6 separate regions of the Mus musculus genome follow, and all the other regions are linked to region 2. The links are chromatin loops, found by intact Hi-C in ENCODE. Cell type or tissue: left cerebral cortex. All regions are shown on one strand. Region 1 overlaps Slc9a9 (solute carrier family 9 (sodium/hydrogen exchanger), member 9). Region 2 holds the start of Chst2 (carbohydrate sulfotransferase 2). Region 3 overlaps Slc9a9 (solute carrier family 9 (sodium/hydrogen exchanger), member 9). Region 4 overlaps Slc9a9 (solute carrier family 9 (sodium/hydrogen exchanger), member 9). Region 5 overlaps Slc9a9 (solute carrier family 9 (sodium/hydrogen exchanger), member 9). Region 6 has its middle 11 kb from the start of Gm32018.

What was found. Peaks named below come from ENCODE experiments on the same cell type or tissue, not always from the same donor. Only the 100,000 strongest peaks of a DNase experiment are listed, where the experiment ranks them.
Region 1: it touches region 2 in a loop (2.4-fold over the local background); 4 of 42 quality-filtered maps call a loop at or near these places.
Region 3: a loop joins it to region 2, with 8 times the contacts of the local background. A loop is called at or near these places in 4 of 42 quality-filtered maps.
Region 4: a loop joins it to region 2, with 2.2 times the contacts of the local background. A loop is called at or near these places in 4 of 42 quality-filtered maps.
Region 5: it touches region 2 in a loop (2.7-fold over the local background); 3 of 42 quality-filtered maps call a loop at or near these places.
Region 6: it touches region 2 in a loop (4-fold over the local background); 3 of 42 quality-filtered maps call a loop at or near these places.

What each region holds. Positions count from the first base shown.
Region 1 is chr9:94,837,503-94,841,502 of GRCm38, reverse strand. The region is part of intron 5 of Slc9a9 (solute carrier family 9 (sodium/hydrogen exchanger), member 9); the gene reads right to left. Among named protein-coding and RNA genes, the nearest start is that of Mir7656, 88 kb to the right of the region's middle. In left cerebral cortex, no CTCF peak of the experiment used is centred here; DNase peaks (open chromatin) are centred at 2,167, 2,345 and 2,619; H3K4me3 peaks cover 477 bases.
Region 2 is chr9:95,403,633-95,407,632 of GRCm38, reverse strand. It overlaps Chst2 (carbohydrate sulfotransferase 2), which reads left to right and starts at 363. Exons shown (of 2, transcript NM_018763.2): 1 at 363-1,056; 2 at 1,160-4,000. The coding sequence starts at 1,342. The coding sequence ends at 2,934. In left cerebral cortex, CTCF peaks have their summits at 1,817 and 2,022 (motif pointing right); DNase peaks (open chromatin) are centred at 802, 1,559, 2,003, 2,881 and 1 more place; H3K4me3 peaks cover 3,797 bases; H3K27ac peaks cover 2,859 bases.
Region 3 is chr9:94,970,126-94,974,125 of GRCm38, reverse strand. The region is part of intron 9 of Slc9a9 (solute carrier family 9 (sodium/hydrogen exchanger), member 9); the gene reads right to left. Among named protein-coding and RNA genes, the nearest start is that of Mir7656, 220 kb to the right of the region's middle. In left cerebral cortex, no CTCF peak of the experiment used is centred here; DNase peaks (open chromatin) are centred at 610, 1,221, 1,932 and 3,151; H3K27ac peaks cover 830 bases.
Region 4 is chr9:94,828,463-94,832,462 of GRCm38, reverse strand. The region is part of intron 5 of Slc9a9 (solute carrier family 9 (sodium/hydrogen exchanger), member 9); the gene reads right to left. Among named protein-coding and RNA genes, the nearest start is that of Mir7656, 79 kb to the right of the region's middle. In left cerebral cortex, no CTCF peak of the experiment used is centred here; a DNase peak (open chromatin) is centred at 2,251.
Region 5 is chr9:95,086,880-95,090,879 of GRCm38, reverse strand. All of the region lies in intron 12 of Slc9a9 (solute carrier family 9 (sodium/hydrogen exchanger), member 9), which reads right to left. Among named protein-coding and RNA genes, the nearest start is that of Gm32018, 220 kb to the left of the region's middle. In left cerebral cortex, no CTCF peak of the experiment used is centred here; a DNase peak (open chromatin) is centred at 1,627.
Region 6 is chr9:95,319,582-95,323,581 of GRCm38, reverse strand. No RefSeq gene overlaps it. Among named protein-coding and RNA genes, the nearest start is that of Gm32018, 11 kb to the right of the region's middle. In left cerebral cortex, no CTCF peak of the experiment used is centred here; DNase peaks (open chromatin) are centred at 486, 1,369 and 2,029; H3K27ac peaks cover 778 bases.

The DNA.
Region 1 (4,000 bases), 570 kb after region 2:
CACTCATTAAATGTCCATTGAATGCAATCAATAGGAAAATGAGAACTGGACTCTTGACTACTGAGTATCTTTAAAACAAACAAACAAACAAACAAACAAACTTGACTGACAGGGTGCTGTTTTGTCTTGAGAAATAGCAGTGGTTGTGGGTCCAAGAATTTTGGAAGCACCGTCTTCAACACTGCTGTTTGTGAGCTTTATAGACATAAACAATGAAGTATTTAGAACCTCTGTTTCTTAGAATGAATAAAATCGCCTGATCATGGTGGTGATCGAATCAGTTGTAGCAAGTGTGTCAAGTCAGATATTTGTGCACACAGTTACAGACTGTTATCAGTAGATGACAGACTCTGTGTGTAGGAGAATTCAGATGGAACCCCTATGTTTGTGTTTATCAGTTTTGGGGTGCTTCTTCTGCATGCTGACTCCTGAAGGGGTGCTGTTTGGATGGGTAGAGTAAAAGCATTATTGATTTGCAGCTAGCTAAAAGTTGGCTGAAGTTAATTAAGACATTTTGCACGCATAGATGTTAGTGTCCTGCAAGAGCACAGTCCAGAAACCTAAGCAATGCAAAGCCCAGCACACTAGTCTAGTTCTCATTGGCTGGCTGTAAAATCTCAGGTTATCATCAAATTCCTTTGCACCTCAATTATTTTACTAAAACGTGGCTCTTCTCTCCCTGAGACAATGATGTGAAATGAACGGAAACACTGCGTGTGGAAGCTATTTGAGTTCTTTGAAAGAGGTACACAATATAAATCCAAGCTGGTATTTTTATTTCTGAGTAAATTTGCTCGAGAATAGAATCTGGGTTTATATGAGGGTGTTTTATAGACTAAGGTTTATATAGAGGCTTTTAAACTGATGCTATCACAGTATGCTTAACATGGAATTGGATAGAGCGAGAGAATGCATTCGAGTGCTGTTAAATAACACTGTGCAGGCTTGCAGCAGATCACATAAAGAAATTGGTTGGCCTGCCAGCACTATTTCGAAGCCTGATGGCTTCAGGGGGAAATGCTGTAGGCTAATATGCTCAGACTTCCTTTGAGATGCAATATCTTTCCCTTGGAGTTCAAGGAAAGCAGGTGAATATTTTCTCCCTCCTGCCCTCTACCTCAGACTCAAAACAGTGTTCTCTTCCAAATATAATACTCTGGAAGTAGAGTCACCATGTTTCTCCTCTGCAACCTCACAGATAATTCAACTCCATGAACTTAATGCCTTTGGTTTTAACTCTTAAGACTATGGGAATCACACCTGCCTGAGTCTATTCTTGTGCTACTTAGCAGATAGCAGATGTTAATTGAATGTTGTCTTTGTTCTCCAATGTTAATTGTGATACTGAGGAAACGCCATTGTCAATTGCATCTGGTTTGTTTGTTTATGATGTATTTATTTATTTTGGTGAATAGAATGTTGTTTAGTTTTCTTTTGAATTCACAAGGTAGGATACTAAACCAAAGATGAGCAGTTGAGTGTCTGGCTACTTGACACTTGGAAATACAGAGGTATGGAGGGCCAGAGATGACAAAAAAAAAAAATCAATATATAATATGATATACAAAAGGATGACAGCCTCCCTGACAAAACAAATAACTGAAGACCACCATCAAATAGTGACACACAACAGTGACCAGAGAGCATGATCAAAGAGACCAAAGGAAAACACAAATCAAAAATAAAAACTGTGAATTACGCCAAGTTAGTAATCATTTTTCCCATGTTAAAAAAAAATGAAGACTTAAGTGAGGAGTTCAGTGACAAATGAAAAATTATGAGAGACAGCCCAATTAAGTCACCCCTATTGAAGAAGCTTTTCTCCAAAAATAACAGTTCTGCTTTTAATTATAGGTTCTTGGGTCTGCTAATCAGCCATCTTCCTCACGACTAAGCTTGGTGCAAATAACAGAAAGGGATTCAGCAAGATGCCCTGTTTAATTAGAAGGAATTTAATTAAAAATATTTTTATACACATGACCAATCACCATTATTTATGCAGATGTTCCATCATGCTGCCTTGGAGACGCTTCCGCGCACCCCGCATGTCCCCCTTTAAATATGCGGCTGCGTTTTCTGCAAGAGGTCCTATGAAATGAGAAGCACCGTGGCTGGTAGTTAATACCTATTTTTATCAAAACAGCAGTGCAGCTCCCACATCACCCGTGCAGCGTAACCATAGTAACCCCAAATAGAAAGGGTCTTCAGATTATCATTGCGATCAAAGGTAAAACAGTTCATGTGCCTTTGAAACAGTTACACCGTGGTAAACTTTAAAGGATGAAAGTGGCTCTTCTAAATCTTGTTTTTCTACTACTTAAATGTTAAGAGAAAAATTTGACTTGCAAATGCAGTGTATGGAAATGCCTCTCATTTTGGACAACTCTTCCTCAAAGTGTTAGTAACCGAAAAGATGAATATTCACATGTGCACATTTCTCTAGTGCTTCCATCTGAGTGTGATATGGAAACGATAATCGTATTTTAATGTTATATGAATGTTATTAATCACGATTAATAATATTAATAATCATGTTTCCAAGTCAGAGAATTTGTTTCAGAGAGAAATCCCACATTGAAGAGCTCAAGATGAGAAGCTATATTTTGTGCCTCATCACCGGCTCTGGTGAGGATGGTAGACGCACACCCCATGGGCTGAACTGCAGACAATGACTCAGGGTGTGGACTGGCAGTCAAATTACAAAGGAAAAGCATCTTTAATGAGAAGAGTAGTGAAGCTGATTTAAACAATAGCGAGAGGCCAACCCAAACACGGGGATCTGAATGGGGCTTTATAATATATGGGCAGTGTAGGATGGGTGGGAAAACATTAGCAGGTGGGGGATAAAAGGCGTAAGTGGCCACAGCTGATTAGTCTATTAAAGCATCCATGATCTAGATAGCACCAGAGACCAGCATAGATACCGCTATGGCCACAAGCAATTAATAGATGGAACAGCAGGGCAGTACCCACACACCCAGCAATTGCTATGAGTTCAGAATCTTGGAGTGTAAAACAGGTATGTAAACGCAGAGCTTCCACGGGGAATGGCTCTAATTCTTTCTTTCCTTCCTTTGAACATCTACACTGCGGAAGTGGACAGTGGCAAGAGGCGAAGGAGAGAAAGCAGATTCTTTATGGTGGCTACTTTATTGAGAACAAACTTCTGGCAATTTTATGTGCAGTCACAAATAATTAAAGTGCTATAGGAGGGGTATCTGAAGAGCCAGTTAAACGCCCAAGAAGAGTTGATTGTTGTTAAGTTTTATTATAGATATTATTATAGAAAACTTAGCAATTTATAAGTAATCTTTTACAAAGCATCTTATTTGATCTGTCAACAGCTCTGGGGAGAAATAGAAAATACTTTTTGTTTGATTTTGTCTTGTTTTGACAGGCATATTCAAGGATGCACAATATAAGTTCCAAGAATTTAAGGCACTAAGCTGTGGTTAGTCCTCCACCATGCAAGCTGGGGACTGACTCAGCTCAGATACAACCCCACCATGCACGATACCACCCCTCCACACACAGTACCACCCCACCACGCACAGTACTACCCCACCACGCACGGTACCATCCCTCTACGCACAGTGCCACCTCTCCACGCATAGTACCACCCCTCCACGCATGGTACCACACCTCCACTCATAGTACCACCCCTCCACGCACACTACTACCCCACCACGCACGGTACCACCCCTCTACGCACAGTGCCACCTCTCCACGCATAGTACCACCCCTCCATGCATGGTACCACACCTCTACTCATAGTACCACCCCTCTACGCACAGTGCCACCTCTCCATGCATAGTACCACCCCTCCATGCATGGTACCACACCTCTACTCATAGTACCACCCCTCCACGCACAGTACTACCCCACCACGCACGGTACCACCCCTCCACACACGGTACCACTCTTCCACGCACAGTGCCACCCCACCACGCACGGTACCATCCCTCCACGCACAGTGCCACCTCTCCACGCATAGTACCAC
Region 2 (4,000 bases):
AGAGCGAATCCTGGGAGCCGAGTCGTGCAGCTACAGAGAACCCAAGTCTCCGGCTGTGCGGGCGAGCTGGGAATCAGGCGCCGGCGCCGCGCCCCGGGCGCACCTAGAGCTCTGTTCTGCTACTAACGGCTGGAGGCCCTAGCAGCGCCTCCTTGAACCGGGTCGCATCTCCAGCCCCTAAGGAGGTGGCGGCGGGAGTCTGGAGCTGCGAGGAGGGCGGGTGTGGGACAGGCAGAGGAGGAGGGGAGCACGGCGAAGGGGAGGAGCCGGGGCGACAGACGGCGGCGCGCACCAACCCCGAGCGGGCTGGCAGGAGCCGCGCAGAGGCCGGCCCGAGCGCGTTGCAGGCGCCCGGCGTAGGGGGAGTCGGGTAGCAGCATCCTCCCGGGCGCCGCTTTAGTGCGGCCGCGGCGGGGGCTTCCTCTGCCTCGGGACCTCGTAGGGCAGAAGCCGCTGGTGACGCGGGGGTGGGGGGTCCCGCTCTTTTGCCTTCAGCTAGGTGTACAGAGTCCTGGGCCAGTCCGCGGCCACGGAGCGCCGGGGCTCGCCTGAGCCGCCCGCCAGGACATCCTCCGGGTGATGGAAGAAGCAGCCGCCGCTGCGGGGCCGCGCTGCACCCTATCCGCGGCCGCCGGAGGGATGGGAAGGTTCGCTACGTGGAGGCCAAGAGAGAGCGATGGAGAGCAGAACAGCCTGGAGCTGGGGCGTATGTAAGCCACCCCCCACTGTCGCCTCCTGCCTGCTTCGTGCCCCAGAGCCTGGAGGGAAGCAGCGGTCCCGAGAGACCTAAGGAGACGTCGCTGGAGCCGGGACGCGCCGCGCTCGGTGGAGCGCAGAGCTGGGCTCCGGGCCCGGTGAAAGTTTCCCCTCCCGGGGTGCAGGGCGCCCGCTGCTGGAAAACTCTGCCTAGGGCTAGGGCAGCGGAGTCTCGCGGCTCCCTCGAAGGCTTGGGGACCCCTAGCAGAAGAGAACCGGAGAGAAACCGAGGAGAGTGCTAGCCGGACAGTCCGCCGGTCGGGGATCTGGGGACGCTCCGAGGCGCACCCTCCGCTCCAGGTGAGTGGAGGAGCCCGCAGACTAGAGGGTGGGCGTTACTCAGGCGGAGGAGGCATCTGGACCGGAGACTGGGCTCACCCATTCACTCCGCTTCCCCTCGCAGGTCCTTCTCGGAGCCGCTGCCATGGGAGAGCCAGCCCTGGGCGCCGGGGACCAGCAGCCTCTGCCGCCGCGCCCGCCTCGGATCGGCGGCCCCAGTCCCGGCGCCCGCAGCCGGCCTGCAGCGTCCCCCTCCTGGGCTGCAGGGCCGCCTCCGCCGCGCCGCCGGCCCCGGCTGTGCCTGTGATGAGCCGCAGCTCGCCGCGAGCTCTGCCCCCCGGTGCGCTTCCCCGGCCGCTGCCGGCCGCGCCTGCCGCCGTGCAGCGGGCCCTGCTCCCGCCGTGGCCCCGGCGCGCAGGACGCCGCTGGCCTGCGTCCCCGCTCGGGATGAAGGTATTTCGCAGGAAGGCGCTGGTGCTGTGCGCGGGCTATGCACTGCTACTGGTGCTCACGATGCTCAACCTCTTGGACTACAAGTGGCATAAAGAGCCGCTGCAGCAGTGCAACCCCGACGGGCCTCTGGGTGCCGCGGTAGGGGCGGCCGGGGCCGGCTGGGGACGGCCGGGGTCGCCTCCTGCAGCGCCACCCCGCGCTCACTCTCGCATGGACCCCCGCACCCCGTACCGCCCTCCTGCCGCGGGCGTGGGGGCAGTTCCCGCAGCCGCGGCTGGGAGTGCAGGAGCTGCGGCCTCTCTGGGCAATGCTACTCGAGGCACCAGGGGTGGAGGGGACAAGCGGCAGTTGGTGTATGTGTTCACCACGTGGCGCTCGGGCTCGTCCTTCTTCGGTGAGCTCTTCAACCAGAACCCTGAGGTGTTCTTCCTCTATGAGCCTGTGTGGCACGTGTGGCAAAAACTGTACCCCGGGGACGCCGTTTCCCTGCAGGGGGCAGCGCGGGACATGCTGAGCGCTCTCTACCGCTGCGATCTTTCGGTTTTCCAGCTGTATAGCCCCGCAGGCAGTGGGGGGCGCAACCTCACCACTCTGGGCATCTTTGGGGCAGCCACTAACAAGGTGGTATGCTCCTCGCCACTCTGTCCTGCCTACCGCAAGGAGGTCGTCGGACTGGTGGACGACCGCGTGTGCAAAAAGTGCCCACCTCAACGCCTGGCACGCTTCGAGGAGGAGTGTCGCAAGTACCGCACGCTGGTTATCAAGGGCGTGCGGGTCTTCGATGTGGCTGTGTTGGCGCCGCTGCTTAAAGATCCAGCCTTGGACCTCAAGGTCATCCACCTAGTACGTGATCCTCGTGCTGTTGCCAGCTCCCGCATCCGCTCGCGTCACGGCCTCATCCGGGAAAGCCTACAGGTGGTGCGAAGCCGGGATCCAAGAGCCCACCGCATGCCCTTCCTGGAGGCTGCTGGCCACAAGCTTGGTGCCAAGAAGGAGGGTATGGGTGGCCCAGCAGACTACCACGCTCTGGGTGCAATGGAGGTCATCTGCAACAGTATGGCCAAGACGCTGCAAACAGCCCTGCAGCCTCCTGACTGGCTGCAGGGACACTACTTGGTGGTGAGGTACGAGGATCTGGTGGGAGACCCCGTTAAGACCCTACGGAGGGTATATGACTTTGTGGGGCTGCTGGTGAGTCCCGAAATGGAGCAGTTTGCCCTGAACATGACCAGTGGTTCGGGCTCCTCCTCCAAGCCTTTCGTGGTGTCAGCTCGCAATGCCACTCAGGCCGCCAATGCCTGGCGGACCGCGCTCACCTTCCAGCAGATCAAACAGGTGGAGGAGTTTTGCTACCAGCCCATGGCCGTGCTGGGCTATGAGCGGGTTAACAGTCCTGAGGAGGTCAAAGACCTCAGCAAGACCTTGCTCAGGAAGCCCCGGCTTTGAGAAGGGTTCCCAAGAGATCTGACACTCTCCGGAGACACCCACAAAAAGGATGGTGTTGTGTTTAAACAAACACAGCCCAGACCCAAGCTGAGGAAGCCCACATATTCTATTATAGATATATAATATAAATAACCACACAGGCACTTGCTGTCAACGTTTTGAGTCAGTGCATTTCAAGGAACAGCCCTCAACTCACACGTGCAAACACACACACACACACACACACACACACACACACACACACACACACACACACACCCCTCAGAAAAGGCAAGACTTGAAAGTTCTGACAGATTGCCCTGTGTCCCTGTCTCTTCTCCCTCTCTCCTTCCTCCCTCTTTCCCTCCTCCCTTCCATATTGAAGTGGAATGTTGATAAATCAAGTTCCAGTAACCCAAATCTTGTTTACAAAATTTTCGTGGTATCTGTGAATGTGTAAGAGTAATTTGGATGTGGGATGGGGTGGGTGGAGAAGGGGGAAGTGACCCCCAGAGCAGAAAGCCCCCACTGGGCTGGTAAATCAAGGAGGCAGGTCTTCAAAGTAGACTTTTGTGTCAGCAAAGGTTATATGTGAGTATTAATAAAGAAGATAATAAATAATAGTCTTTTTATATTTGATTCCATTACTCCGGCTTTACCAGTGTTACTTGTCTCTGTAGCTTCAGGTGGACCCTGTCCCTCCATTTCCAGCCATCTACTTGCTAAGCTGGGACAAGCCTCTGCCTTCTTACTAACCGAGAGTTGTTTTCTCACATGTAAAGCGTTGCCTGCCAGGTACCCAGGAATGGAGCAAATCTACAGGCAAAACCAAACAGGGTAGAGAAGAAAGAGCACACACTACTCTCCTGTTCAGCTTTGAGTCCAGAAAGGAAGAACAAGCCCTGGAGAGTTGAAGGCATTCGGTTTTGATTACTGCTGTATTGAGTTGAGACAGGGTACCTCGAAGCAGAGACTGCTGGTTTTGTTCTGATGTTGGTTCAGGGGGGAAAAAAAAAAAAGGAGAATTTGAAAGACTTTGAAAGCATACAATTTTTTTTTTTTTAAACAAGTTCTGATGACTAGAATA
Region 3 (4,000 bases), 430 kb after region 2:
TACAGCTTACTGTTCTCAGCCAATGACACAGGGGAAATACATTGTCATGCCCAACTGGACATTATTAACGAATTTGCACTCTTTAAAATTTTGTTTTTCCTTAACATCAGAGTTCACGGAGTGACTTTTCTTGGCATTATATGTTAAATATGATTTTTGGGAACAGAGTTTTCGTTATCTTTTTTCAAGTCCTTGAATACATTCCTTTGGTGACAACAGGGCTTCCAAGTACTTATAACTTGTCAGACAAAGGTGCTCTTTGTGGAGGGGGATTCATTGAATGCAACAAAATATCTTGAGAATGAGGGCTCTTGAGAGCGTTAAAGATTCTCAAATATGCAACACAAAGTTATAGAACACTTTCTCATGAATTATAACTTTAAACACACACTTGGGTCTTCTTTGAACATTTACCTCATTATATATAAAAGATTCTATTTTTGTGTAGTTCTGAAAAACTCAGTGCCTTCGCTTTTAAGAAAAAGTCATGGAAAGCATTGTCCTAAATCACATATGGATAGAATGCTAATTGCACTCATTATCACTTAAGAAACATTCCACACTCAGCTGGCAAAATTGCAGATTAGATTTCAGTCACTGAAGCTTCAAGAGTACTGAGTCCAAGAAATGGCGTTTGTTGGGGGTACCAAATAATTCTAGGTGAAGGGGACAGATTTTACCATCTTCCAGGTTTAGAATAGTGAGCACAGTATATGGATAAGAAGGGGTCTCTGTAGAATCAACTGTGAGCACCTTTCCAAATGCATTTGTGTAGGTGAGGCTGGGAGAAACTCTTGATTCCCAAACTGAAGACAGAGGAAAGATCCATCAGCAGTGGGAATAGAATCATTTCCAACCTCTCCTGTGTTTCTACTTACTATATAGTCTCATGCTAATGCTCCCTGCTCTCAAATTCCAGATTCCTGGTCTGTGAACAAGAGCTAGTAGCATGAAGCTGAGTGGTTGAAGTCACAAGAGTTACAGAGGTTAATTTTAATGAAACTTCCATAGACAGTAAATGACAAATATTTTACAAATAAAAACCAATGGATATTTTACAAAGTTAGAGTGTGTAAAAATAAATTTAATTTTTTACAGTAGGGCAGTTGCACGTGCTATGATTGCTACAGTGGGTCTGTGACTTGTCAGTGAAGCCTCTAAGTGAGGTTTGAGTAGGTGGACAAGTCACCTCAAAAAGGATTCTGTGGATTTGGGCTTTGGCAGTAGCATTGCCTTTCCAGAGCTGAGAACTGTAGAATGCTTATTTTGGTGATCTCTTGGAATCATCCTACCTACAAAAATATATGCATTTATACAAATCTTGGTGTCGCTTAGTCTCCACCTACTCCCACAGAATATAAAATTCCCAGCAGTTTTCTTTTTTTCTTAAGTTTTTATAGAAACCCCAAAGGAGAAGTTTCTTAATGACTCTCATGTCCCCCCATCAGCAGGTATTAAAAATTCTGCCTCCGAGGCTGTACTTCAGACCCAATAAATCAGAATCTTTAAAGTGGCATCAATCATATGGGTTTTCAAAAAAAATTCTCTGGGTGTTTCCATGGTGTAACCTGGATTGAGGACTGCTGCCCAAAGCCCACCAGTATGTAGCTACTCCTTACCAACACACAGAGATTTTTACTTTGCTTGACTGGCTCAAAACCCTTTCCACTTGCCAGCCGGAAGGACCCCAGTCAACCCTTCTATGTAGAGTCCAGCATCTTCTAGTTTCTCCACTCTGTCATTCATTAGAATTACTTAAGTAGACCTTATGCTGCATTTGTGCCATAGTCTAGACTAAATAAATCATAAGTCCAGGTCATGAGATCCAGGTACCCAGGATTTGTGAACAACATTTTCCCATGTGTACTGCCTTAGCTGTTTCCAAGAGAGGTGAGATATCCCTTGTCATCCTAAAGGCATTGCCCGCCTCTGTGAGCTGATGGTGCCCTCCCACCCACAGAACTGCAGCGAGTCCCAGCTTGTCCAGATGTCACCCCAAGCTTCCACCCACACTCAGCATGGTTTGTCACTTGTAATCCCAGAACTGTCTTATTCCTTGGGGCACCTGTTATTTCTGTTAATGGCATCTTAAGCCATATTTTCCTGCCTCTTTGACTTTGCCATGTATGGTTCTTTCTAATAATTTTCTTTTTCTCAAAAAAAAGAAAAAAACAGTAGTGTGTGTGTGTGTGTGTGTGTGTGTGTATTATTTTTTTCAGAAGTAATCCCTTTCTCTTCTTTGGACACTTGCTCCAATTCTTTCTACTTTTATTTTCTTCTTATTCTAGGATCCTGAAGAGGATTAGTCCCCAGTAAACTTACATTTCTGATGAAACTATTCTGCCTCTACTCCCATCCTACCCCCCCTCCTGAAGCATCAGTCAATATTGTCACTGTACAGGTATGCCAGCAGGTAAGAGAGTGGGTGGTCAAGTTCATCCCACAAAAGGATGCTGGCCCTTAGGCTATGTTGGATTTGCCTCTCAAGGCTCTTTCTTTAGATATTAACTTATAAATATTTGAACTTCAATTATGAATAAAATTCAAATTCCTGGTTTGGGTGTTCTAGAACTCAGGCAAATCAGCAAGCAGGTCCAAACACATTTTATAGGCTATGAACGTTCTAGAGACTTTAAGTGGTGTTTCCTGCCTTTAGTGTAGAGAAACTCCTTAAAGCATGTCATATATGAATTCTACAAACAGCACAGTCATTCCAGGACACACCTAGTAGCAATTTTAAGGGAAAGAAATGTTCCCTTAAAATCAGATTACTTTTCTCTGGATATGTTCAAACTTTCCATTCTTTGAATACTTAGATGAATCAAAATTCTCATATAGACCTCAACCTTGTGCTCTAAGAGCAAGACAAAAAGCCCAGCAATAAATCAACACAGAAGGAAAGAATGATGGTGTTTCCCTAAGATGGTGCCATAAATTATTAATTTATGCCAGAAACGAGTACAGACAGTGTCATAAAAATGGATCACTCTGAAATCAGCCTACAGACCACCATTTGAGAAGACCTGCATTAGGACATAGAAAGTTAAGACATAGTTTCTCTTCCCACCCTAGAAAAGACCCTATATATAGAACTTCCTTTTAGCTATCTAGAAACTGGCAGAGTCAGATCTCAGAAGATGGACCTTCTGCCACTTCCCATTCAAAGTGCTGGCCATGAAGCCCTCCCTGCCTGCCTGTTCCTAGTGGTCTGAAGATCTGCTCTCAAGTGTCCAAGCCCCTCAGAATCATAGGCAGGGCAAGAAAGACAAGTCAAGAGCTGAGCAAAATGTCATCTTTATGGAAATCCAAAGTAACCCTATCCAGACAGATGTCTCTGTGACCCTGTTTTGATCAGTCTCTGTGGAAGTGTAAAGTTCTGCGACCACAGGGTCTCACAGTGACAACAGGATCAAAACTTCTTTTTCTTTAGTTTCCACCAGGCACCTGTTTCCTGCTACTTTGATTTTGAATGTTCACTTTGACTTGGGCAAGGCACAATATGAATGGGGAAGAAAAGTCTCACTTCATAGTTCTTAACATCTTGGGACAACAACAACAACAACAACAACAACAACAACAACAACAACAACAACAAACCCCACAGCCACAGTGAAAGCTCGTTACCTGGTGCTCTGTCCTGAGCAGACCCACTATCTTGTCTTTTCTTCTCCCTTGAGACAAGTTGGGATTCCAATCCCCTCCAGCCCCAACCTTGGTGTCAAACAGCACAGGTGTTCAAATGACCTTCCTAAAACCAAATTCCCTTTCAGGCATTATATCCAGGGCTCCAGATCATATTTTCTCTGATAGGATTGTTTTTGGACTTTAGAGTCACGTGTCTAGAAGCAATTCAGTCTCTTCCCTGAAGGAATGAGACAGAGGCTTCCTGTTAATTACATTCTCTAGGTCCTTCAAGGCCATCAAGGAAATGGCAGCTTGAAATTTGGCCATATTCTCCATAAACACACACTTGGGCATATGCACTCAGCCTTGATGTTTT
Region 4 (4,000 bases), 580 kb after region 2:
GCTAAAAATACGTGAAAGGAAAGGTAAGGGACAAATATTGCACTGTTGGCAAGATGGAGCAGTTGGTAAAGGCACCTATCACCAGAGTCTGTCACCAGAGTTCAGCAAAAGCCATGAGACTCACAAAGAAAGAATAAGCCAGCTCCTGCAAGTTGTCCTCTAACCTCAACATGTGTACTGTGGTATGTACACACAGGTACACAGGCAAGCACACACATACACACACACCACCATACCACATCACATCACATCAAACAATCAATCTCAAACAAAATTAGGAGTTAAAAGAAAGAACATATCCGAGACTAGGATGACATAGGAAGGGGGATCCGTGGTTATAGCTGAAGAAGCAAAGCAGGTAAATGGGAAAGTCAGCAGTGGAGCTCTACCAGACAGAAGGAAGATTTAAGACACAAGAATACATATAAAAATATTGAGATACAGGAGGCAAGAAATAGGGGCATGGCATCTGGAAAATGGGAGTCACAGATGCAAATTAAACCCAGAATGCAGAGAGATACACACTTAAAGTTCAAATATTTCAACTTAAAGCAATAGGGGACAAAAAGTAACTTTGAATGCACAATTGTGTATCTAATCAAATTGCTCTTATAATATGATGGGATAAGTAAAATATATTCAGGCATACAAGGTTTCAAAAAGACTGTTATGCAAAGACTGACATTGGCATGTTTGGAACATGTTTGGACATCCAAAGCATCAGCAGTGACACAGCTTGCTAATGATCTTCTATTTAAAAGCAGTCTTAAAAACACCTAGTAGCAAGTGAAAGAGAGTCCCTAATTTCAACTTTGTATTCTAGGATTTACCCCATCATGTGTTTACAGTGACAATACTGTAAATATTAATACTGACTCCAAGTATCTGTAGATTTTGTAGATATCGTATTCATCTTGTAGATACTATGTGGCTATTGTGGGAGGCAGTTCTTGGGCTTGAACCCAGAGAGCGTCATGCACACTAGGCAAGCGTTATATCCTCAATACTGTGCATTTTTCATTTGGAGATGATGTCTCACCAAGTTGCACAAGATGGCCTTGAGATCACTTTGTAGGCCAGGCTGGCCTTGAATTTGTGATCCATCTTCTTCATCCTCCAGAGTACGTGGGATGACAGGCTTCTATCATCAGGCCCAGCTAAAAAAAATTGATGCTAACAGGTTTTGCATATTTATCTTATATCCAGGCACCTTACAAATTGTTACATTTAATGTAATAGTTGTTTTAGATAGTAAAATGTTAACCAAAAAATGGTAGGTTTTTTTCTTGATTTCTAGTATATGTGATGTTTGCCCTATACCTCTCCCCCCTTTCAATCCTTGGAACACTGTGACAGTATTTTACATCCGTACCTCCAGATCTTCATCCTTCTTTATCTATCACCTTGCTCTCCGCCAGAGAACACTGACCACATGATGACAACTGTAAGTCTCCTGGCTCTAGGTTCCAATTGTCTGTCCAATGGGGAGTCCAAGGAAAGGTCAAAGGGAAGGTAGAAAGGGAAATGTTGATGTTTAAGCCTTGATTTTCACTGCAGCGTTACTTGGATCTAACAGTATCATGGATAGAAGTTTCCCCTACAGTGAGACACTCCACCAGCTTCCTCCCACTTGGCTCGCTCGGTCACTTTCTCCTCTAGCCATGGACCCAGGAGTAAGAGCTGTTGATAATCCAAAGCATTAGACTTCCTTATATTTCGTGTTTCTTATATTTCTTTTATTCCCATTGCTTTCAAGAAAGTTGGCTGCAACTACAGTTTGGAATTACCCAGTTTCAAGCAGTTAAGATGATTGTTTCTAGTATTAGATTGTGGTAAATGCTTTGAATTACATTAAAATTATTTTAATTCATGTTTTAAACCTCTAATTCATCTTTGCTGTTGCTGTAAGGTTTCAAATGCCTTTATCTCATTAATACGTGCAATATTGTGTCTTGTTTACCACTGAAGTTGGTAGATTTTATGAGGACTGCCACTCTTGTATCCAGAGAGTATTAATCATAGTTAATGGGTTTTGTTGGTGGTGGTGGTCTGCTTTTCTGGCACTGGAGACGAAGCCCAGGGCCTCGCTCATGATGAGCAACTGTTTTACCTCTGAGCTGCATATCCAGTCCACTTAACATTATGCAGTAGTTGCCTCTGAATTTTTACTACTCACAGTTCTAGCTTCTATTTGCAAATGTTTTATTTTGAGCTCTAGTATTTTCAAGTCTGAGTAGGGTGGGCTGCAACTTTCTGCTGTGGTTCTTTTTCAGCCGTTTGATTTCAGCCTCATGCCATCTTTAAATAAACAAGAGGCTTTCACGCTTCCACATGGCTCACAATCGTTAAGTCTTGTTAGAGTTCTTTGTTTTGAAAGTGAGATGTAGTTCAGCTATGAAACCATCTTTTCAATGGTAGGTATTTCATCATCTTCCAAGCCTTTTCTTCCAGATTTTTATTTGTTACCAGAGACATTTATTGTAATTATGATCATGGGTAAAGCTTTTTTTCACGTTGCCTGGTATATTATTTGGAACACTGTGCTGTCTGATTATCTGACTCTTGGGCACGAGGTGATGCTTGTGACCCTTCTCTTCTGTGTCTCCGGTAAAGCCCACACATATTACATCTCTCCTCCCAGTTGCTCACTGAGTTCATCTCAGACATCATCACTGTTTGTTTTTTATTGACTTTTTTATTTTCTTATTTCATTATTTATTATTCATCTGTCTTTATTAATTCCCCCCTTTCTGAAAATTACTTAGTTTAATTTTTCTTTATCTAGTCTCCTATGTTAAGTTCTATATTTCTTTATAGTTTGGGTTTATTCTTCAATAACAAATATATTTAATGCCACAAAATTTCATCTGAGTGTCTATTGGGTGTGGCTCCAATGTTCCCCTTTGCTTTGTATCCTAGACATTAAATACTTTCCTCTTGATTTCTTCTGATGTATAAGAATTCTATTGTCTCTTTTGTGTTTTAGGCAACTTGATGAGAGAATGTTGCTAGCAAATTCTTTTTTTCTTGTTAGAATCTGTTGATGTTCCTTTGTGGCAAAATACACAGCCAAGTTTTGAGATTTTTTGTTGATTAACAAAAAGCAGTTTTTCATTAGGAGGTAAAGACCTATTAAATATCTCATATATCATGTTGATTAGTTACATTATTCAATCCATTACTTTTTATTTCTCTATTATAGCTAATTCTAAAAGAGTTTATTGAGGGCACCCAGCATAATTACCCTTTAATCAAATTCTTCCTGCTTTCCTGAATTTGTAAACATATATTTAGCAACTACCATACTGCATGCTTTTTTTCTTCTAACACCAAATGTTACACAAAGAAAGTTCAGCAGTGTCCTAGCTTCATTTTTCTTGAGGTGATAAAAATATCCAGACAAGAATGCACCTTAGGGGAGAGGGGATAAGTTTTAGCTCACGATTCCAGGTATGTAGTCCATCATGCGGGAAAGTCACAGTGCAAGAACTGGAGGCAGCTGGTTATGTCACGCGTGCGCACGTGTAACTCCCCCCCTCCCCCGACACACACACACAGTAAGAACAGTTATTTATTGCCTCTCTTCTGGGGTGGATTGTAGGTTGTGTCAAGTTGACAATTAAAAGTACTCATTACAAATGGCTTTTCTTTCCCTTTTATATTTCTATGTGGTTGCTCTACCTCGTGTCCTCTTCTTCCGTGTAATTTCGGATTGCTGCCTGGATACACGCTTCCGGATTTCTCATCAATCCTGCCTGAAACTGGATGGGTTCAAATGGACTTAATATGATGGGCTGAATCTTTTTAATCAACACAGAAAAAATCATGTTTAATCTGCCTAATTATTGGATTAAAAAAACCCTTTTCTTATGCTATCTCTCTCTATATTTTTCATATGTGATATTTCTTGACTTGGCCATCCAGTTTCTGGTTTTATCTTCCTGATGTAAATACATTAAAATGTTATTTTATCGGTTAGATACATGGCTGAATGGTTAAG
Region 5 (4,000 bases), 320 kb after region 2:
ACAATACCATTACCAATCTCATAAGAGAATCAAGGAAATAAAGACATATTTCATATATATATGATGTGGCCGATCCCTTAGGACTACATGTGTAAATTGCCAGTTTATGCCATATAAATATATGCTAAATAGAGTTGCTCAATTTTATTTTCTTCTTATTCTCAATCTTATCAGCAGGAGACCCAAGGCAGCTCTTGGAGCAGAGGGACAGATGTGCAGACCAGAACACTTATTTCTAAAGTAAATTCATTCTTGAATATACTGGGAGGAAGGGGCAGGGGCAACTAAAACTGGGTGTCAGGCCTAGCGAGGGCTTGTATCTGAGGGCTTGTTCTGAGCTGATGGGGAAGTTAGGAAAGACACCCAGGAAGGTTTGTGAAGGATAGACAAGGAAGGATTTAGATGTCTAAGAGGGAAAATGAACCTGCTAGACAAATGTAGAAAGCCTGCAGTGTAATCTGCCGACAATTTAAGTCTTGAGACAATGAATGTAAAGTGCAAACAGGCTTGATAGTGGGAACTTCTTTCCACCCCCGGCTGCCTAAGTTTGGCAGGGGGAAGGCCCAGAATGACTTCTTCTGATAGCCCTTATTTAAGGGATCTGCACGAGGAGAGCCAGTGTCTGCTTTCACACCCAGTGACTGTGCTGATTTTCTCATTACACACTGTGTTAACGATGAAGGGAAATGTATTTGAGTTCTCACCTTGTGGCAGCTTCATTTTCATTTCTGTGGCCGATCCCTTAGGACTACATGTGTAAATTGCCAGTTTATGGTAATTTAATTTGTGGGATGCTTTGGACAGAGACGACATTTTCTTCATTTGTGTGGCTTTGGGCACTATATTTTCTTTTCATCACCTCATTGGGATCTTCCTATTTGTCAGTAAGAGCGGAAGGTAATGCTGTACTTGCAAAGTACCTACTGTGTGCCAGATAATATTGTAGGCAATTCACATTTATGACTGCATCAATTTTTTTATAACTACCTCATCGAACACTTAGCTTTAGTGGCTTGCTGAGGGTTCCACAGAAGTTAAGGACCAGAGAGAGAACTCACCCCAGGCGGTGTTTCTCTGAACTCCATGCCTGGTACCCATAAGCTTCTCTAATGTTTCTAAAAACTTCTGTCTATCTAAACTATTTGCTATGGAAATGTATAGTATGTCCCATTTAGCTCTTAACTGGCCTCTCTCTCCCTTTTCAACCCCTTTCACGCACCACTAAGGATGAATTATCAGTCCTATGCATCTGTCCATCCAGGTAACAAGTACATTTTTAGGGATGTATTGGGCTGTTATATAAAAGACAAGGATGACAAAGAGTTCCCTTGCCTCCCAAGAATTTGATATTTAGTTGGGGAAGCAAATCATTCAATAGACAATGTATACATCCAACAGACAAGGGCGCAGACACACCCCATGTGCGCAAGGCTCCAGAAGAAACAAACTACGAACAGAAAAGGGTTGGGTCTATGGTGCTGGATTCACTCCAGTTGCTCTGGGAGTCTTTTTAGTTCCTAAACAGATGCCAGCTCATCCAGCTGGGCTGGAGGAATGCTATGGCAACAAGACACCAAGGACTCCAGTCATTGTGCTCTCCAATTTCCTGAAACGGGGCGCAGAGAAAGCTGGGAACAGGACAAAGCATGTCCCGAGCTTGTTTTCAGCAAGTTTAATTGGTTTCTTTGTTCAAACGGACCTGTCCAGAATTCCTCTAATAGACTGACCGGGTACATCCTGTGTGCTTCTCAGGATGTGGCATGGACTGGACAGAAAGGAAGCTGGCACTAGGGTTGCACCCAGCCAGAGACTGGCTGCATAGCCTTGAGGAAGTTATTTATTTACTTTGAAAGATTCGGGCTACTGATTTATGACATGGACAAAGTACTACTTTTCTTGAAGGGGTGTAGGGAGGATTAGCAATGAGTTTTGGGATGTTCTTGGTGTTAACAGGCATCCAGTCAATCAAAGGTAAACTTAGGTATTGTTACATAGCTGAGCATGAAGATGGAAATTCAGTGACAGAGTGCCCTCAATAATGGGTCCATTATTGTTGGAGCATCTTCTCCCCTCCTGCTTCTACTTTACCCCGGAAATGCCCAGAAAGGGTGAGGAGTCCATAGAATTGCAACCTTTGATGCCCTGTTGCTGTCTCCAGCACTTAGGAATCATGTGATCACTTTAACTTTTGTTGGGCTTTCTATTGTTCCCCCTCAGTGGGGTGATAGGTCTTATAATTCTGACTTCACATTGTGGTAAGAAGCATGGGGATGCATATTTGGGGGGGGGTCATATTTGACTGGTTCTACCTGCCAGATGCTGTACAGAGCAACTGTTCGGTATTCATTTAAACATCACAGCCACTCTGGTAGCTTGCAGGGGTAGGTGGGGAAAGCATTTTTAAGTCCAAGGAACAAGGCTCAGAGATGTTGAGTCAGTTGTTCAAGGTTACATACCAAGTGAAAATCCAGTAGTTGGCCCTGGCCCTGTGTTCTGCCTGCTACACTTCATGGCCTCCTGAAATGTTTTATAGCTATAACCAGTTTAGAGATTAAAAAAAACCATGCTGATCCTACAGAGTACATTAAGAATGCAGGCTCTCGGTTTCTCACTATCTAAATGGCATTACGAATATGGAAACGGAAAGACTAGAAAGAAAGACCACCCTGGTACAACAGGTATAAACATGCATCTTCATGAAAATTATTTTCCTTATGCACATGCATGAATGTGTACCCATGCAAGCACATCCTATTTCTACCTAGCAGGGTGTCTGAAGCAGCAATAACCACACTCAAACACAGGTCTTGGCTTGCTAAGGGCAATTCTTCGTGCAAATAAAATAAGTGTCCTTGGAAAAGCAGTGAATTACAGGGTCACAGCAAGGAAAGTACAAGATGAACCTTAAAAGGCTTACTGTTCAAATTAATTTTTTAAAAAAACATGCTCTAAGATGAGAACTCTAGTGACAGAGAGGCAGGAGGAATAGGCTTCTGGTGGCCAGACCAAAGACACTTTGAACATCAAAATAACAACTGTAGTATTCGCCAACCCATCGGATAAACCCACAGGGTTTATGGTGACATAAATAAACAAATACCTTCAAAGGACCTTTCCCCCAAACACTAATTATATGGGGTAAATGGCTGACATTATGGTGGAGAATTCTGTGTGACACTACCTTACTAAGTGACCAAGGCAAAGACACCAGTAATGGGATATCTCCTGATGGCACACATGCCAACTCAGAGTGACCTTGAGAATGTCCCTGCTAATGATGATACAAAACTTGCATCTAATCATGAGGAAATACTGAACACATCCCATTGCAGACTCCTGCAAATTCCTGGCCTGTAGTTTAAAAAAATATATCAAGGCTCTGAAAGGTAATGAAAGATGAAGGAACAATTCCAGATACAAAGTGACCAAGGAATCATGACCAGCATGAGGGTCATAACTGTCACTGTAGATCTAAATGGCATTATTAGTGAACTGGGAGAACCCGAGTGACTTGGGTGGTTGTGTAGTAATTGACCAAACACAGTCCTCATTCAGTAGATTCGTACCACCTTGACATCCTAGAAAGTGATGATAATCAGTTGAATGAGTTTCAGTGACTAGAAAGGAAAAAGGTTGTGTATTGATTGTATTTGTTGTCCTTCAAAGATTTGATGGAAAAAAAGTTATCTGCTCCAACAGTAAATTTTGCCAGGTTATTTGTGTCTTATTTCTCTGGTCTGTAAAACAGGGTTAATCACAGCCGCATAGAGGCTTTGTGGACTCCAGTGAGCTGATAACATACAGTGCTTAATGTCAAGAGCTCTACAGTGAGTTCTGAGAACTGCTTTCTAGTTTGCTTTCTGAGAATGCTCAATGGATGTATTTCTCCTCACAGCATATGCCTAGCAAGACTATCTGTCTCCTCACTGCATGGCTTGTCCTAGTATTCAGGTAGATGTCTGGGGGGTTTATAGATGGAGGGAATGTGAAATAACAGATA
Region 6 (4,000 bases), 84 kb after region 2:
GTCCGCCTAAGACTTTATTTCCAGAATAGGACTTAATTTCTGTATTACAAGCCCTCCAATCTGCACAATGTGTCTCGTTGGAACCATTCAATTTAATAATGGAAGTGTGATCTCACTGTGGTGGTAGCCATTAATAGCTCTCATTTGGATGAATATGAAAGCCTTCTCCATCACTGTTGAGTGTGTGGACACACACACACACACACACACACACACACACACACACACACACACAACTGATGCCTTAGTGAGTACTGAAAAGAAGAGTTTAATATATTGGTAAAAACCACAGCACACAGGGAAGGAATGGATTATGGACATAAGCCATAAAAATGTTTTCAATTTCTTTTGCTGTTAAGATGATGCATCATAAGAAACTAGTCCATTTCTGGAGAGTCACTCGAGGCGATTTGCATATAGAATGTTTATTGCAGGGTAGCAGATGTGACTTGGATAGAGTGAGTGGATCTGGCTGTTGTGGATTTTTCTGCCCTTCTCTGTGTAGGATGGCAGTGTCAGAGGATGCCGCTGAGCCACATCCCAGAAAGCAGTTCAGGATGGAGAGTTACTGGGAGGCCTTTCCCACAGAGCTGGTTAATTCCAGCTCACTTACAGCTAATTGATGCGATCCTGCTCGAGTTTGTCTTGTGAGATGAGACTCCTTTCAACAGCAAGAGAAATATTTGGTTTACTCCCAGCCGCAGAAAGCCTTTCATTTTGCAAAGAAAGGCTGGAATAACATAACTCTGCCCTATGTACACATGGACAGCCTTTCCTATTTGGCTTGTTGCTGCCCACCATCCACAGGCTCCGGGTGTCTTGTAGAGCGATGTCACCTTCCTCAGGCTGGTCTTCGGTGACCTGCCTGTCTCAATGACATGTCCTTATGTGCACAGTGGCCTGGGTTTCTTTGGTGGCTCCCACGGTGGTCTTGTGGTCTATCTGTTTTTTTGGGCTCATGGTTGGCTTCTCTGGCAGATCTGTGTTGTGTATCCCCAAGCTCCCTGCTGCTTCCAGACCCCAAGACAGGCCTGGCTCAGGGAAGAATCTCAGGAAGTCTTTGGTGACACCTGAGTGGACTAGGTGACTTTTGAAGGAATGCTGGTCTCCATTCCCCTGCCTAGTGCAGGAAGAACTCTCGGGGCTGCTTGGTGTTCACCTGTCCTATCCCTTTTTCTGTCCTCCCCCTCACCTCCCCCCTCCTCTGTAACAACCCTGTTGGTTTCCTTGTTACTCCTCTCTTGGTGCTGTAGAAGGAAACAGATGGGTAGAGAGCATTTCTGTTGAATACTGAATATCACTCCCCATTGATGAGATCATTTTGGAATTTGCTAAAATTATTCTTCACACTTACATGGCCAGGGAGAAAAATACCCATTGGTTTTTTTGGGAGCTGGGATAACACTGCCTGCCTTAAATCATTGTTAAAGAGACAAAAGCTTACCAGGATGAAGTTGTCGACAGTTTTCGTTGCCAGAAGACTATGTTCAGCAAACTGTCCTCATTGGAATCAAGGCAGGACTAAAGCTCTCTCTCTCTCTCTCTGATCACTTTTCACGGTGTCTAAATGTCATATCTGGGATGCTTACTGTCCTTTAGCCTGTGGCAGTGACATCTATGGTACGAATGCCAACAGGAAATGATGTGTCCTTGGAAGAAATAGTTTTCACGGTACAATCTTAGCAGCATGAGCTTTTCCCCCACTTTCTTTTTTTTTTTTCCCCCACTTTCTTAGAAATGTGGCAAACACGTAGGAAGGATGCCTTGGCCTGCCTTGAGCACATGGAAGGAGTTCCAGGTGTTACTGCTTGCTTGCCATATTTAGCTCCTTTCTCTCTCTGTGGACAATAAAGTGCTTATAGGTTTAGCATCTTCAGAGATGCATCTAAACTTTGTCAGGGTTAAGTCATCCAGTTGGGTGGTACTGATAGATGGCACTGAGTTGTTGGATCCCAAGAGCAAGCAAACATAGCTACGGTACCAGGAGGCTAAATACCCCCTCCCCTGGTAACGGCCAAAGCAATTTGACTGTAGGCCAACTTTCTCCCTCACCTTCATCTCAGCCCAGGAAAGGCTGCCCTGGTGTGAAGCTACAGCAAGTCTCAACATCTCAGAGCAGGCAGGGAGGTCTGTCAGTAACCTAGCAACGGGGTAACAGAAGCATCCTCCCAATGTTTAGGTTTTTCAATAATGAAATGATAGTCATAACATTTTGCATTTAAAGAGCACAGTCTCGGAGGCTTATAAAGTCTGTTGTGAATACAGAAACAGAATCCTAAGAACCTTCTCTTCCAGGGCTGGCTATGTCCATTTTACAGATGGGTAAGCTGGAGCAAACAGGTTACAAGGGTCCCTACCATTTTAAGAGACAGAAGTAGTGGGGAAACATGCAGGTAGAACTTCCAACCAATAGAAAAGGAGCCGTGGAGAAGTTTATCTTTTTTCTCATTAAACCTTACAGCTCCTGGAGAGCAGAGACTTCTCTTCACATAGTTTGGAAAGCACTAACCTTCCTGATTGCTAAATTATAGATGAGATCAATGGGTGGGTGGTCCGGGTTAGAGCCTCGCTGCTGAACAGGGATTTGGCTATTGGACAAGTTTGCAAGACATTTTCTAGAAGTATGATTACTCTGTGATTGTTTTCTGAAACTGTAGCTTATTTCTGATCCCAAGGCACACACGCCGCTGTTTGCCTGATTCTGCTTTCCTGCTAACAGCAGAAAAGTGGTTTTAAGAGCTGATCGCAAGTTTTTTGATTTCTTTTTCTTCTATTGGGGAGTAGTTGCTGTACTTTGCCTTTGAATCTTGGGAATCTGAGGATGGATGCAAGGAAGAGAGAGAATGGTGGGAAGGTATGCTAAGTGACTTCCCAGGCTGAGTCCCCACATTACTCTAACTGCTTCATGGTTCACAGTGATACTCATGTTTGAGTCAGGTGAGGAATCTGATTTCTTGAAGCTCAGTGCATTGTGTAGGAGGCCCACACCCCATGGAGTCACCCATCAGCTCAGCTCTCGAGCGTTTTCTGCCCAAGCACCAGGAGTGTGCCAAGAGGTCTTCAGATAACTAATTTGGTCTCCCAACAATTTTCATCTTTCCATCTAAAGCTTTAGATGTCATAAGACAGATACCAGTCACCCCTCTCAGGCTCTTTAGAAACTGTGAACATTGTTAAATCTTTGTTGTTGTTTTATGCTAGTGAGTTTAAGAACAATTTCTAAGCACTACAAATAAGAACAGTAAGAGAACCCTGAGTCTCTGTGATCTGAGTGTTTACACCTTAGAGAATAGGCTGGACTCTTTCTTAACTCCCTAGGGTAAATGTTGTCTCTAAGGCACGCTAGTCACCTGATTCACTTTATCTAGGCTTCAGTTCTATAGGCAGGACAGGATGCGTGGGGAAGTTGACTGGGTCTGGCTTGGAGGAAGTTTATTGTCAATATGACTGGCAGGACAGAGTGGAACTCAGTGCTACTCTGGGATGTTACTCTTTGCACACGATGCTTACGCCTGGGTGCCCACCCCAGACCCATCAGAGAAACCACAGGTGATACACCTCACACTAAGGCAAAAGATGGAGAAGCTGTTTCCTTGAGGACACTGAGCACGGATGATGTCTAATTCTTGCCTTATTGCTACCGGCCAAGGCTTCCTAACTATTCACCAATGTCCCAGAGCATAGAGACAAAGGTCAGCAGAATTAAATTATGGGCTATTTCCTCCATTAGAACCATCATCAAATGTCAACTCTGGCTACAGTGGTTGTTCACCTCTTATGACTAAGCAGGTTTTCTTTATAAGGACACAAGGAGACTTGTCTGTCTTGTAGCACTTGGGATGGGCAACTCCATTTGTATAAAAACCACTGTCTAGAGTTCCAAAGAATAGTTCAGTGATTCGAAGGGATCTCACATCCAGACAAAGGCTATAGACGCAGCTTTGGAGATAAGTCACACAGGGCTTTGGGTGGTCATGGCCTGTCACTCATAATGCAACTG